Linked DNA regions of Mus musculus: region 2 is linked to region 1. Evidence: chromatin loops called from intact Hi-C (ENCODE). Cell type or tissue: gastrocnemius. All regions are shown on one strand.

Region 1 (8,000 bases):
CTAGACTCCATGGACCTCTCCCTCTCTTCCTCGCTGGGGTGGCAGCTGACCTCCTCGCCTGTGGGTGGCCTAGCTGATCCATCCAGGAGCAAGGCCCCAGGAGGCTGTGGGAGAGTGGGTCTTGGTGGTCATGGGGGTGGACAAGAGCATTCCCTGGTCCCCTGGGAGACCACCTTCTTTGGCCCCTTGGTTTCAGACCTAGTCTGTACTTCCATGGCCAGTACCTTCTCTGTGCCAACCCAACTCTCCCTACTACCAAATATGCACCACTGTCCCTTGAACTGACGTATATATGTCCTTACTCTACTCCAAGCGGGGTCTGCGTGGGCCCCTGACACAGGCATCTCTGAGGAGAACTGAATCAGTAGACATGAGATGGTTCAGTCCAGGCAGGGTAGCCTCTGCTACTTAATTATCGTGAAATACAGTTAAAGACTCAGTTCTGGGCCAAGCATGGTAGCTTTAGTCCTGGCACCGAGGACTGGGGGTATACGCTGCTGATGGAGCAAGCATGAAGACCTACGTTTCAATCTCCAGCACCCGTGTAGCTCCCAGATGAGTGGGGCAGCTGTCCCGTAATGCCAGTGCATGGCAGTTGGAGACAGGGGACCTCAAGAGCAAGCTGGCTAGCCAGACTAGCTGGTTGGCTAACTTTGAATTCAAGCTAGAGATCCGAATCAATGCATAAGGTGGAAAATGATCAAGAGGTGGAGGCCAAGTTAGCTGGTTAACTGCTCTGCTAGCGCTGGGCATGAGAGGGGAATTTGTGTTTAAGGAGATGAGGCTGGGGTGTGTGGAGATAGTGTTGTCAGGTCTGAGGATGCTCTAAGGAAGTCATCCTGGATGGAGTGACTGCATGGGCAAAGGCCCTGGGGCTACAGAGTGCTGGGTAGGACGCATGGTTGAGGGCCCTGGGTGGGTGGGGCAGTGTCTTGAGGCAGGTGCAGAGCATTGGTGGAGAAAGGACTTTGGTCTTTCCTTCCAAGCCAGTGAAACTGGACTTCTGGAAGTGTGGACCAGAGGCTTTCCTGCCCAGACTTGTCAGGAGAAAGGAGTGTCTGGTGAGGAGGTCACACCGAGGGCACACATGGCCCTCAGTGGGAGTGGCCAGGGCCTGGACCTTCTCCGTGGGTCAGAGGAGATCTGAGGTTTGGTCTGAGTGTGGTTAGGGGGCTGCGTATGTGGGATCAGTGTTGGAACCCTGACTTGGGATCTACATGAGGCCACACAGGTGTCTGGAGGATGAGCCCCAGTGAAGGGAACTACAGGAGTCACCAGGATGTGGCTAGTCACCATGGGTCAGGGCCGTGATGTCAGTGCCTCTGCCCTGAGCTAAAGGGAGCTGGCGGGGCTCTACATTGTTTTTTAAAAAGATTTTTATGTATTTTGTTTTCCAGTACTGAGACTTGAACTCTGGGCCTCACACATTCTAGGCAGGGGCTCTACCAGTGAGCCACGCCCCCCAGCCCCTCACTGGGGGATTCTAGGCAGGGCCTCTACCACTGAGCCACGCCCCCAGCCCCTCACTGGGGGATTCTAGGCAGGGGCTCTACCACTGAGCCACACCCCCAGCCCCTCACTGGGAGATTCTAGGCAGGGGCTCTACCACTGAGCCACACCCCCAGCCCCTCCCTGGGGGATTCTAGGCAGGTGCTCTACCACTGAGCCACGCCCCCAGCCCCTCCCTGGGAAGTCTAGGCAGGGGCTCTACCACTGAGCCACGCCCCTAGCCTCTCACTGAGGGATTCTAGGCAGGGGCTCTAAGGCTGAATCACATCTCCAGTTCCACTTTTACTTTTATTTTGGGTTAATATTACTAAGTAGGCCTGGTGGATCTTGAACTCATCTGTAGCCCAGCATATGCTTGACCTTATAATCATCCCATCTCAGCCTCCCAAGTAGCTGAGTTGATAGGCCTGCAGCCACATTTGGCGTTTGACAAGGGTTGGGTGGAAGGCATCAGCAGCCACAGGTAGAGCTCCTGCCTAGAATTCTCCAGTGAGGGGCTAGGACGTGGCTCAGTGGTAGAGCCCCTGCCTAGAATCCCCCAATGTGTTGCTGGGGGTGCAGGTCAGTAGCAAAGCACTTGCCTAGCATGTTGGAGGCCCTGGGTTCAATTTTCAGCACCTGCCCCCAACATGCAACTAGTCCCCTGGGCCTGGTCTCTTGAGGAACACCAGTTGGGACTTTGAACTTTTAAACAAATGTGACAAGCTTAGCCTGGAAGGTCACTGAGTTAGGAGTCCTTGGACTTGAAGTGCAGGCTTTATTGCCCCCCTCTTTTAGGGGGGTACTGATGGCCCAGCAGTAGTTCTTTCTACTATCCGCTGATTTTCACCCCTATCCAGGCCTTCCAAGTGGCTGAGGAACAGCTGGGCATCCCAGCCCTGCTAGACGCTGAGGACATGGTGGCCTTGAAGGTTCCAGACCGGCTGAGCATTCTCACCTATGTGTCACAATACTACAACTACTTCCATGGCCGGTCCCCAAGTGAGTCCCCATCCAGACGGGCCCTCCCTTGCCAAGGGGCATGACCAAGTCTCCTGACACTGTCCGGGCCACCAGCCCACGCTGCAGGAGCCTTTCCCATCCTCTGTCCTCATGGCTGAGCACTGAGCCTAGGGTGGGCAGTGATGCAGGGAGGTCCCTTTCTGAGACTACACATGTGGGTTCCTGGAGATGTGTCTGTTACCAAGGAGACCAAGGGCCTTTGTGCAAGTGTAGAATGAGATTCCCCTCCTCTCCCCCCCCCCCCGCTCCCTTATTCCCCCACCTAGAATTCCCCCTCCCTGTGCGCCTAGATGCACAGATGCATTCTTGTCCCAGTTTTTCTACCCTCTTTGCCCATCTCGACTCCCAAGGGCTTAGACAGCTGAGGCTGTACAATGAATGCCTGGTTGACTGTGGCAAAAGAAGCTGTGTGGCCCAGGCAGGGATGGCCAGGCAGGGCAGGGAGGGCAAACTGGGTCTTCAGTCAGTCCTGTGAGTGGGGAGCCTCTTGGCTTCCTGTACAACATTCCTCTTACAGCTTTAGAACTCTCCGGAATCCCCCTGGGCGGAGGGCCAGCTCCAAATGGTGGTTTGGAGACAGAAAAGTCCCTTTCTGTGACCCTAGATGGGGTTGTCGGCTAGGAGAGGGGGTGAGGGCCAGACCACGGTTTTCTGGGAAGCATGTGCCCTGGGGTTGTCCTTCTCCAACTCTGCATCTCACCAGCTGTCCCAGGACGCCCGTGCCTTTCACTGTGAGCACAGGGACCTCTTAGAGAGCACAGGCTCTGAGTGGGACCCGCCTGACCCCTGTTTCCTGTGTCTCATGCCAGTTGGGGGCATGGCTGGCATAAAGAGACCCTCATCCGATTCGACCGAAGAACTTTCTGGAAAGAAGGGCCTGTCCCAGCCTGCCAAGTTGCCCTCGCCGGCTCAAACCCAGAGGTCACCACTGTCCCCAGCTCGGACAAACCCTGTGGTTCAGAGGAATGAAGGTGGCTCACAAAGACCATCCCCAAAGGCTGTAAGCATGTCTTGATTGAGTGGGCATTAGAGGCCTATGTATATCACAAAATGTATGACTGTGTGGGATTCTCCCTTAGTACAGCAAGCACCCCTTCCCTTGCTTTGTATCCAGCGCACCCACTGAGGTGACCAGCGTGGCAAGAATTGTGATTCCCATAATACAGATAGGTAAACTGAGGCATAGGAGGTCCTCCAGGTGGAATGGAGCTGTAACCCTAGACCTTTCCTGGTTGATTTAGATTGTTGTCCTCTTTCCTGGTTGGGAAGGGACACTGGATTGGACCTTTCTTCCTAGGCCAGCTCTGCAATGCTGACCTTGAGTGCCCCCTGCTGTCCCTTAGAGCTTACTACAGGTTCCATGAAGCCAGAGCAAGGCAGGCCAGGATGCAGAGGGAATTGGTCTGATCCCAGAGGCTGGTGGGGTGTTATAAGGTATAAGGTTTGTCTCTAGCCCCACCATGAGTTGCCAGCATCTCTGGAATCCAGTCTCCTTCTTTCCAACGAGGCCACTGTGAAGGTCCTGAGTGTGTAGCCACACCCATGCCCTGGCTAGTCACTCTCCAGGGCCTCAGTTCTCCAGCCTGTAGAGTGGGATCGTCACCTCTGGGCTGAGGGGGGAGGCTGGAGACATCGGCTGCCTCTCAGTGACCCCGACACCCCCTGCAGGCTCCGGGGACCGCGGGAAGCTCTGTCAGCAGTATCTGTGGGGTCTGTGGCAAACATGTTCACCTTGTGCAGCGGCACCTGGCTGACGGGCGCCTCTACCACCGAAGCTGCTTCAGGTACGGTTGCTGCTGCATGCTGGGGTGTACCTTTCCTTCTCACACACTTCCCTGGCTCCCGTGGCCCTCCCATCCGTCTTCCATTGGTGACAGTATAGCTGAACCCCAATATCCTCTTTTAATGTCCCCTGGGGGATGTCCCTCTAGATTCACTGACTTAATTCTGTTCTCAGCCCTTTGTGTTTTTTTTTTTTTTTTTAAACTTTGTGACCCTTAATAATCTCCTTCGTGTTTCCCAGAATCTTCTAGATTTGGGGACAAGGAGTGAATCCTATGTCCATTTTTTATGAGCTTGGTGGCAGTTGGACCCCTGAAAGTGGGTTACACTGTGTGGTCTTCATATATGCAAGCAGGAGGTGACATGTTTTCTGTGGTGTGCACCCCCCCCCGACAAGCATACGGGTGGAGGCTGTAACCCACAATGATGATTAAAATCACTAAGGAGCATTTGCTGGAAGGGTCAGCCACTGGAGGAGTGGGTACAGGAGTGTGGCCCTGTGTGCCTTTGGCAGAGTGGAATGGATGAACCCGGGGGGTGAACGAATGATTGATCAAGAGCTCGGGCTCTGAGTTTTGGTGGCTTATTCTCACAGGTGTAAACAGTGCTCCAGCACGCTGCACTCGGGGGCCTACCGTGCCACGGGAGAGCCCGGAGTCTTCGTCTGTACCCACCACAGCTCAGAAGTCACCTCTGTGAGCCCCAAGTCATCAAACCTGGCCTCCAGGAAACCAGGGGGTGTCACTGCAGACACCAGGCCATTCGGCGTCTCATGGACGGTTCAGGAGGCAAATGGAGAGGGGACACCACTGAGGGTCAGGACAGCAGCATGGGAACACGCTGGAGGAAACACAACCGCCAAAGGTTTTGTCCAGACGGAACTTAAGCCACCATCTACCTCCCAAGTCCACGTGGGGAGCTCTGCGGGGCCCAAGCTACCCACGATCACAGTGACTACTACTTCTGTGACTAGCAAAGCTCTCACCCATGTGACGAATAGCTCCCCAATAGGATGGTCATCGCCTGCCCAGAGCAGCCCAGCGAACTTCAACTCCCGCCCAGTTGTATCCCCAAGTGCTCGGAACACTCACCTACCTGGGTCCCAAGGGCAGACAGCCTCAAAAGGTGTTAAGACTCAGCTCAACTTGAACTCAGAGTCTTCAAACACAGCGGTCACCCCAGCCTGGACTTCCTCAGCCTCTAAGACCCAGCAGGCCCGAGAGAAATTTTTCCAGACCCCTCCCTCGGCCCCAGCCCCAGCCTCAGCCCCAGCCCCAGCCCCCACCAGCAAGGTCCCCACTGTAGTGACTGTCCCCACCAGCAAGGTCCCCAATGTGGTGACTGCCCCCACCAGCAAGGTCCCCACTGTAGTGACTGTCCCCACCAGCAAGGTCCCCACTGTGGTGTCTGCCCCCACCAGCAAGGTCCCTACTGTGGTGTCTGCCCCCACCAGCAAGGTCCCCACTGTGGTGAATTCCACTAATAGCAGGGTCACCACGGTAGTAAATGCCCCCACCAGCAAGGTCCCCACTGTAGTGAGTGCCACAAATGGCAGGGTGCCCACTGTGGTGACTGCCCACACTGGTAGGGTCCCTGCTGTGATGAATACCTCTGCCAGCAAAGTCTCTCCTGTTGTGGATGCCCCTGCCCAGGAGAGCAGCCGGGAGCAAGCATTAAGTGTCCTTAGGAAGGCCCTTCCGGCGCTGACAGGATCTGGTACCCAGGCTCCAAACAGGTAGGTGGGAGGGATGTGGATGTAGCTGCGACCTGCCCCCCAGGTCTGTCTCTCTGTGAGGCCTTCATCTCCTTATCTGGGAATTGGAGGTGGGGAGCAGGAGAGAGGCAGGAATGCAGGGCATGGTGGTCTTACAGACATTGGTGGCTGCAGGTGGTCCACACTAGACTGGTGCTCCTGAGCCCTTTTGCCTGTCTTGTGGACAGGAAAAGAGCAGGGAGGCACACGGCCTGGCTCCGTGCCTTGGATGACTTGTGTGAATGGAGCTGGGTCCTGAGGGTCCTTTGTGCCTGGCACACTGACCATACGGTGCAGATAGAAGGGGAACAGTCATCCCTCACAGGAACATGTCCTGTGGCAGGCCACATGCTCCACCTGGCCTCCAAGGGAGAGTCCTTTCGCTCCCTCAACATCTGGAGTTTCCTGGCATCCCTTGGTTGGTGGCCACCTCTCTCCATCTCTGACTCCATTATTGCATGGAGTCTACCGTCTCTCTCTTCTGTCTTTTTTTCTTTTGTAGAGAGTTGGAGATGGAACTGAGGGCATCTCACATGCTAGGCAAGGGCTCTACCACTGAGCCACACCCCAGCCCCTCACTGGGGGATTCTAGGCAGGGGCTCTACCACTGAGCTACACTCCAGCCCCTCACTGGGGGATTCTAGGCAGGGGCTCTACCACTGAGCCATACCCCAGCCCCTCACTGGGGATTCTAGGCAGGGGCTCTACCACTGAGCCACGCCTCCAGCCCCTCACTGGGGGATTCTAGGCAGGGGCTCTACCACTGAGCCACACCTCAGCCCATCACTGGGGGATTCTATGAAGGAGCTCTACACTGAGCCACACCCAGGACTTTTTAAAAGTTCTGTATGATGTGTGTGATGGGAGAACATGTCACAATGTCTGTATGGAGTTAGAGAACAATTTTATGGAGTTGGTTTTTCCTTTCACCTTTGTGTGGGTTCTGGGGATTGAATTCAGGTTGTCGGGCTCTCAGGACAAGCGCTTCTATCCATTGAGCCATCTTGCCAGTCCAGTCCTGGTGTTTTGAGACGAGATCTTGTGTATCCCAGCCCTCTAATTTACATGATGACCATCCACTCCAAATACTCCTGCCTCACCTTCCCCATTGCTGGGATTATAGGTACATCTCCACATCTGCGTTGTTGGCCTCTTAGGACATTAGTGTTTTGAATGTTGACCACTGTACGCATTATAATGTGGTCACATTGACTGATCCTCACCATCCACTTTTGGTTTTTCTCAGACAAGGCTTTTATATATGTGTAGCCCTGGCCATCCTGGAACTCACTCTGTAGACCAGGCTAGCCCTGAATTTAGAGATCTGCCTGCCTCTGCTTCCTGAGTGCTGCTGGGATTACAGGCATGCACCACCACTTTTTTTTTTTTTTTTTTTAAAGATTTATTTATTATTTATTATATGTAAGTACACTGTAGCTGTCTTCAGACACACCAGAAGAGGGCATCAGATCTCATTATGGATGGTTGTGAGCCACCATGTGGTTGCTGGGATTTGAACTCTGGACCTTTGGAAGAGCAGTCAGTGCTCTTAACCACTGAGCCATCTCTCCAGCCCTCACCACCACTTTTTAAAAATAATATCACACCCCAAGATCTCCAGCGACTCCCCAGCGGATGTGAGTTTTTGGGTATCCCATTTAGCCCAGTACAGCTGTTAGTGAGCTGGGTTGGTCCTTGATTTCTAGGTAGGACATTCCTGGTTTGTAACTGCCTAAACCCACTCCCGTTTGGTGCCCAGGGGCTCCTGAGCTGGCCCTAGGGTCAGGAGGAGATTGACTGTGCTGCCGTTCCTGGGCTGTGGTAAAAGGCTCTGCAGAGTGGGCTTGTCAGAGCTTGGAGCGGTGCCGAATGTTGCCTAGGCTCTGTGTAACCTGCATGTGTGTGTTACCTCAGGGAATTCAGGTAGCCCAGAGCCGTGCATCCCAGGCAGGGG
Region 2 (8,000 bases), 100 kb before region 1:
CTCTACTGGAGAAGACACTTGGCCAGGGCTTCCTCTGCTACCACCATAACTCAGAAGAGATCCGTGTCACCCAGAAGAGATCACGGTGCCAGCAATTTCTGGGTAGAAAGTATTTCTGTGGATAGAGGGCCCGCATGTGGCGCACACCCAGGGTACATCTGTAAACTAGCACATGAAAGCATGAACTTGGGTTCCTGTGTACCTGTCACATGCTACAAGGCAGGCTGCCTCCCAGGGATTAGGAAAACTGTGCCCATCCATGTTCAGCCAGTGAGTTGGCATTGTAGAGGTGAGGAAAAGGTAGCTGTCCTTGGGAGTCCATGCAGGTGCCTTTCCGGGAGCTTGACCAAGCTCCACCCTGCCCCCAGTGATCAAGTGAGCAGCACACAGGGCAGGCCAGTGAGCTGGTCTAGCTTGAGGTTGAGGACTGGCAAGGCAAGAGTTCCAGAGCTGGGGTGAAGGGCTTACCAAGCATGAGGGCTGGACTTCAGATCTCCAGTACCCATGTAAAAGCCAGGCAGATGAAACAGCTGCCTGAAATGTGTGTGTGCGCGCACACACTCCACATACAGAAAGGGGGGGGGGGAGAGGGGGGAAGGAGGGAGGGAAGGAGGATGGATGGGTGGGTGGGAGGATGAATGGAGAGAGAGAGAGAGAGAGAGAGAGAGAGAGAGAGAGATGGTAAGCCTCAAGTGAGTACTTGGAGCAGAGGTCAATGGGGAGTAATGTCAGGAGCCTACATGCACAGGGCATTACCACTATAGCTTACAGTTTGTCACCACATGTTAGGCTTGTCTGTAGGGTCAAAACTGTTTGGGTCAGCTGGAAGTGAGAATAAACAGACTGTACAAGAACCAGGAGATGAAAGACCCCAGAGCCCTGCTCAAGTAGGAGAAACCATTAGACACAAGCCGGGCTCAGTCAGGCCCCAGGCCCCAGAGCCCACTGCAAAGTAGATAGATACCTTGCATAAGGCTGCATGGAGCCCTGAGCCCATCTCCACCACACAGACACAAAGGCCTCCATCATGGTGGGCCTGAACACAAATAAAGGCACAGGGATAAAGAATGATTGGAAGGAGCAGGGAGATCAGGCCTGGTGGCAGGCACCCTTTTATCCACTGAGCCATCTTGCTGGCCCAGTACGAAAGATTCTGATAGTGCCCTGACCCACTCACCTTCAAAGTTCTTCCATGCCCCTGGCCCTAGACAACCATGGTAGGCACTTACTTAGCCTATGTCTCCTGTTGCCAACTGTCCTGTGACAGGTATCAGCGACCTTGATCAGAGGTTAGAGGTGAGGTAGGCCCTCTACCTCCTTCAGGTGCTTCAGAGGTGAAAGGAGAGCAAGCCATGTGCATAGAGGGAAAACTGGAGTCATCTCTACCCTCAGTATATGTCACCAGCATCATGACCCTACCTGAGAACCCAGGTTGAATCTGGAGACCAGCTCCCACCGGGTTCATGGTCACAAACCTGTCTAGGCATCACAAGCTCTATGGGCTAGGTCTGAGGGCACCACTGACCGGGACAAGTGTAGAAAGGCTGATCCCAGAATCCTGGATGAGAGAAGGTGTGGCCTGGTGAAGGGTGTAGTCCAACAAGGCTGTTGGGCAGGCAGGGCAGGCCAGGCAGGACTGGGAGGAGTTTCTGGGCCTCTGAGAAGCCATGCTTGGGCAGCAGCAATAGTGTCCTAGGGGCCTGGGCTGCCCCAGGTGCTGAGACGGAGGACAACTGAGGGCTGGAGACCACACTGAGGCAGGACTTCCTCCAGCCCAGAAACTACAGACTGTGTACCGAGAAACCAAAGCAACGCACCAGCCCAGTGGGTCCTGCCAGCCGCCCAGAGCCACCAGGGAGGTGAGCTGTGTGGGTGTGGGTGTGCATGCTTGTGGGGCTGGCTCAGCAATAGAATGGTGTCCGAGCCGGGGCCCCATGACACCAACAGGGTGGGGTGAAACTTGCTGCCAAGATCCAGTAAGCACCATGCCCTCCCGATCCAGCCTTCTCCTCCTGTGTCCCAGACACCCCACTTACCACAAAGGGTCTCAGACACAGGGCAAGGATTTGCCCATCTCTAAGTGAAGGGCCCCCAGGTCCACACCCAAGTCTGGCATCTGGCTCTGGGGCAAAGTCAAGCACAGACAGGCCCTGACGGATTCTCTAAAGACTATGAGGAAGGTCTGGAGAGGAAAGGTGGGCACAGGAACGAGGAGGAGGCACAGCAGGAAGATGGGCAAGGAGCAGTGTCCACACATCACCAGGATGGCCTACCATGGGGTCGAGGGCCATGGGACACAAACAGGCCATAGTCATTCCCATGGATGGAAGCCAGGACTCCACCTGCACTCCATCTGATACCAGGGTGGCTGAGCTGCCTGGACCGAGTCTCATGTCTTCACTAGCCTGGTAAGAGGGCTGATAGCCATCTGAGAGTAGCAACCTAAGTCCCCACACTGAGTGCCCGGACCCCTGTAGGACCATAAACAGAGATTCAGATACCCTGGGGAAACTGAGGCAAACCTTGGTCGTGTCGAGCTTTCTGGGCCTTCCTCCTTTTCTCAAGGCTGATCCCCTCCAAGAGAGAGGCCACATCTGGCCACCAGGAGGTGCTACATATGCATTCTAGATAGACTCAGGCAGGTATACTGGGAAGCCTCAGGGCAGAGGAAGCACAGGCAGAGAGAGGGAAAGGGAGGCTCTATGGTTCCCCAACATGGAAGGCCACCAATCTGGACTCATCACCCAGGCTTTCTGGAACCTATAAAGGTAGAAGGGGGCACAGAGAGACACCCATGACCTCTCGACCCACCTGAGCACCTTAACCCACAAGAAGCTAGCTCCTGGCTTCCATCTCCACCCTGCCACACCTCCAGTGTGAGTGCTATTTGAATTGGGGCCAGAGCACTAGTGGGGACAATCTCCCTGTGGTCATAGTGGACCCTAGCAGAGGATCCCGAGGATTGGGAGGCTAGCCTGGGGTCAGTGGATGCCAAAGTTGTACTGCCCGCTCTGCAGGACCTGACCTGGACTTGTCGGCTCAGCCCACTGATACCATTGGCAATGGTTTCTTAGGAAGTGGCCCCGAAGCCCCAGGGCAAACAGAGCCTGGCCCCTACTCTGGAGAGGGACTAGATAGCTAACAGGAGACTTATCACTGGCCAGCCTGAAGCCAGGAGTAGGGGCCTCAGCAAGCATCAGAAGTGGAGGCCATGGGGCAGGATTGAAAGTGAGGGACAGGCAGAGTGGCTCTCTGACGTCCCCTGTTCTCTCAATACAGCTTTCTAGATTGGCCAGGACTCTGGTGTCCTGGTCACAGGGAACAGTGGTCAGAGGTTCCTCTGCCCTATCTAGGCTAGCAGGTCTATCCTGATATGCGCGTGGCCAGGGTCCAGCCCTCTATCAGTATGGCCTATGATACTAGCCTCTGGTGAGGCCTAACTCAATAGAGTGTGAAAGAACAGGAACAAGAAGCTAGCTAGCTTCTCTCCTGCTGCTCTGCCCTGGGACCCCTCACTTTGTCAGTCCCAGCTCCCTGGTGGTGTCTGAGCTCAGCATGACACAGCTCCCCCCTCTCCGGAATGTGAGCCTATGTGGAGAGTATGGACCCCCCTCTCCAGCCAAATTATTTGGCAAGCCCTTCCCTGGTCGCAGAGCCAGGCAGCAAAGATGGTCCCAAGCCCTAGCCATGACAGAGATGTATGTACCAAACACACACTGTGCACCCAGCAGGTCATCTCTACCCCCACCTCACGTGCCCCAGTTGTGAGGCAGGAAAGGGGATCCACCACATGATGGAGATGAAGGGTGTCATCACCTCCATTAAAGCCCATTTCAGATCCTGAAAGTGGTGGCGCACACCTTTAATCCTACCACTTGGTTGAGATAGAGGCAGGTAGATCTCTGAGTTCAAGGCCAGCCTGGTCTACAGAGTGAAGCCAGGACAGCCAGAGCTATATAGAGAAATACCCTGTCTCAAAGGGGAAAAAGAGCCCATTACAGAAGTGGACATCCTGACCCCTCTTATCATGAATGATACCCTCACAGCTTGCCCAAAACCATAAAGTTCCACGGGGAAGATGCTGCAGTGACTACAGGTGTCCAGCAGGGGGCAGGCACTGCTGAGATGAGGTGGGGTTTGGGGCAATCTTGACATCCAAGAATGGGTGGGATTTCTGTGCCTTGCCAAGAAGGTGGGTCAGACTGTATCTCATCTTTTCTTTTCTTTCTTTCTTTCTTTCTTTCTTTCTTTCTTTCTTTCTTTCTTTCTTTCTTTTTTTTTTTTTTGGTTTTTTGAGACAGGGTTTCTCTGTGTAGCCCTGGCTCTCCTGGCACTCACTTTGTAGACTAGGCTGGCCTCGAACTCAGAAATCCGCCTGCCTCTGCCTCCTGAGTGCTGGGATTAAAGGCGTGTGCCACCACGCCCGGCTTCATCTTTTCTTTCCAGCAGCCCAGAGGCAGTCATTGTTGACCTATCTTGCAGATGGAAAAACTGAGGCCCAGTCACACCCAGAATTCTAGAGTGTCTGACAAGCCTGATGATCAAAACTGTCCCCACATTACCCTGCCTGGATAGAGTGGACAAGAAACAACAAACAAACAAACAAACAAACAAACTATGCCAATGGGAATAGAGGCCAGTTGGGCAATCCAGTTCCTGACTAAACCCACTTTACGTGTGGGAAAACTGAGGCCTAGAGAGGCAAGGGGGTCCATGGTCATGGGCAGGCAGGATAAGGCTGAGGGCTGAGGTCACTTCTGGAAAAGACTGCATGAAGTTGGGTAGAGATGGCAGGGGTCCTCACAACTCTTGCCTTCAAGGCCTGGGATAGGTTTAGACAGACTCTCCAAGGCCTTCCTGGGATGACAGAGCTAAGCATGAACACAGCAGGCATAGGACATCTATGAGGACCATAGGAATGCCCCTGGGTCTGGCCTCCACACTGGCAGCCATGACTCAAGGGGCTTCCCAAGGGTCAAGGACACCTTTTTGGTGCTACTGGCCCTGTTTCTAGCAAGCAGGCCTCCCTGCTTCCCAGGCAGGGAAGTCCTCCTGATGTCAAGTCATAGTGCTTCCTGCTGTTGCCTCAGTCATTCTGTCCATCTGGCCTGAGGTAGAACCTGGGGTTCATTCATCTCTTGTGCTGGGTTCTAGGAACAAACCTTAACAAGGTCCAGAGAAGCCTCAGTTTCCCTTTTTTTTTGCAGCGGCAGGAGTGGTACAGCAAGGTGAATCGCAGTCCCTGCAAAGCCCGAAAGCCATTGATGCCATGGGCAGAGCTGGGTTTGGCCTTCAGCATTGTTCCCAAGGATGACAGCCTGTCCCCACACACTGAATGGTGTCTCTGTGGGGTAGAGTGGGACTAGGGGTGGGGGTGCCTTTGGCACAGTAGCAATTCCAGCCAGGAAGAGATCCTCAGGCCAAGGCCATCACAACTGGGCCATCCAGGCACAGTGCCAGATTCCAGAAACTCCTACTAAGGACAGATAAACACACAAACGGATCTCAGAAGAAAATGTACAGCGATGGGATTGGGGAACACGGTGGTTAGAAGTGACAGTTTCCCTGTGCAGGGGCAGTTGTATCTGGGAGGAGAGCCAGCCTAGCTGCCGGAGCCATGGCCCATGCAGGGCCTGCGTGTCAGGAGTGGATGGTGCCTAGAATCTATGGTGGAAACCATGGAGGGAGCAGTACGGGAGCAGGGAATTGACAGAGCTCAGCCTCAGACTGTTGTTTGCTTCTGGAGTTTCCCAGACACGTGATAACACACACACACACACACACACACACACACACACACACACACACACACACACATACACACCCCAGTGTCCACACCACAACTCCAAAAGGAAAGTGGCCTGAGGTTCTGTCTGCTAAGTCACCAGTAGGGCCAGATGGTACAAAGGACCAGAAGAGGGTGGGTACATCATGACAGTACCCAGAGTGGTATGGCCTACATGGGCCCAGAACAGACCTGAGATATGGCCAGAGCCCCCACCTATTCTAGGAACCAGGGTAGATGAGCCTCTCTCCATAGAAGTGTTACATGCCAGATCCTTCCAAACCCATTTTGAAGTGCTAGAGATGGAACCCAGAGCTTGAAAGCTAAACAAGTACTCTACCACTGAGCCACGCCCCAGCCCCTCACTGGGGGATTCTAGGCAGGGGCTCTACCACTGAGTCATGCCCCAGCCCCTCACTGGGGGATTCTAGGCAGGGGCTCTACCACTGAGCCACACCCCAGCCCCTCACTGGGGGATTCTAGGCAGAGGCTCTACCACTGAGTCATGCCCCAGCCCCTCACTGGGGGATTCTAGGCAGGGCTCTACAACTGAGCCACACCCCAGCCCTTCACTGGGGGAGTCTAGGCAGATGCTCCAATAAGATAGGACTAAGTTGTCCAAGCTGGTCTTGAACTTGCTCTGTATCCCCTAGGATGGTCTTGAATTATCAGTCTTGTCCCAGATTCCCAAGTGTCTGGGAAGACAAGCCTGTGTCATGAAGTTTGGCTAAACTAACCTCTCCACCCCTTTTTTGTTTACTCTTTTGTTCATTCATTCATTCATTCATTCATTCAGTGAGACAGACTTTCATATAGCCCAATTAGTCCTAAAACGGTATGTAGCAGTGATGACTTTGAACTTCTAACTCTCCTGCCTCTACCTCCCAAGTGCTGGGATAATAGGCATACACCGCCATGCCTGGTTTATGCAGTGCGGGGAATGCAACCCAGAGCTTCATGCATGCTAGGCAAGCACTCTACCAACTGAGCAACATTCCCAGTCCTGCCCAGTTTTAAGTGCGCAATTCTGGAGCAGTGGGGACACCCACACTAACCACCACCACGTCTAGCTCTAAATCAGGGGTTCTCACCGTGAGCCTTGACCCCTTCGAAGTCAAATGATCTCTTCACAGGGGTGGCCTAAGACCATCACAAAACATAGATACTTACATTACAATTCATAATAATAACAACATTACCGTTATGAAGTAGCAACAGAAATAATTTTATGGTCGGGGGTGGGGGGTCATCACAGCATGAACCGTCTAAGCATGGAGAAGGGTAAAAAAACACTATTCTAGACCTTTCTCACCACCCAGAAAGCAGCACTGTATTGGATGGCTCCTCGGGGACTTCTCCCTGGAGCTAGCATAGCTTATGCAGACCCTTTGTCCTTCCTGACCCTGCCTGCTAAACTGCCTGACTACCTAGTGCCAGCAGGTGAAAGGCACCTGCCAGCCTCAGTTCCTGGAAGCCAGCTGCTACTGGGCAAACAGTCCCAGCGGGATAGAGTGTCGCCAGGGGCGGGGACAAGCCTCTGCTTCTCCTCCCTCCGCCCCTCCCTCAGCCTGAAGCCCAGGTGGGCCACTGGCCAGGTGAGGCCCTGTGTGCCTTCCCTAGCCTAGCGCAACCCTCCCGAGACCAGCCTTGCCCCAACCCGAAGCTTGGCCTCCACTGGGGGCCACATGACCCAGTGAATGACCAGCCAGGCTGCCCCAGAGGAGGCTAGGCCTCCAAGGCCCGGTCCAAAGAGCTTCCTGCTCACAGAGGTAGGCTCCCGCCCCCATGACGGACAACTGAGGGTAGCAAGGAGGTCCAATGTCGCTGCCTCCCGGCAGGCGCACACTCTATCACTTGCCGCGGGAGCTTCTGAGACCCTAAGGAGTACCTGCAGGCGGGTCAAGGGGGGGGGGGAGGGTTGGGCGGGGGCGGATGGCACCTGAGGGGGAGGAGGGGGGAGGAGGGGAAGGGCTGGATTGGGCAGAACTGGCCCCAGGTAGGTGAATCCCCACTGCCCAGCCGGTGGTAGAAACAAGCTTTGGGGTTTTGTTTGTTTGTTTGTTTAAGTTTAAGTTGTTTTGGGTTTAAGTTTCTTTTTCTTTTCTGAAACAGAGTAACTAGGTAGACCAGGCTGGCCCTTATACTCACAGATGCACAGTCCACCTGCCTTGGCCTCTGAGTACTGAGATTACAGGGGTGTGCTGTGGACACCTGG

Evidence for each region. Hi-C counts contacts between places; a loop is a spot of excess contacts. Peaks named below come from ENCODE experiments on the same cell type or tissue, not always from the same donor. Only the 100,000 strongest peaks of a DNase experiment are listed, where the experiment ranks them.
Region 2: a loop joins it to region 1, with 2.4 times the contacts of the local background. A loop is called at or near these places in 6 of 42 quality-filtered maps.

The regions. Positions count from the first base shown.
Region 1 is chr5:139,713,734-139,721,733 of GRCm38, reverse strand. Micall2 (MICAL-like 2) reads left to right here. Exons shown (of 17, transcript NM_174850.3): 3 at 2,349-2,490; 4 at 3,321-3,511; 5 at 4,180-4,295; 6 at 4,889-6,028. Among named protein-coding and RNA genes, the nearest start is that of Micall2, 19 kb to the left of the region's middle. In gastrocnemius, no CTCF peak of the experiment used is centred here; DNase peaks (open chromatin) are centred at 3,114 and 3,851.
Region 2 is chr5:139,813,607-139,821,606 of GRCm38, reverse strand. It overlaps a transcript of Tmem184a not described here. Among named protein-coding and RNA genes, the nearest start is that of Tmem184a, 4.4 kb to the right of the region's middle. In gastrocnemius, CTCF peaks have their summits at 2,602 (motif pointing right) and 4,096 (motif pointing right); DNase peaks (open chromatin) are centred at 2,603 and 5,461; H3K4me3 peaks cover 446 bases; H3K27ac peaks cover 763 bases.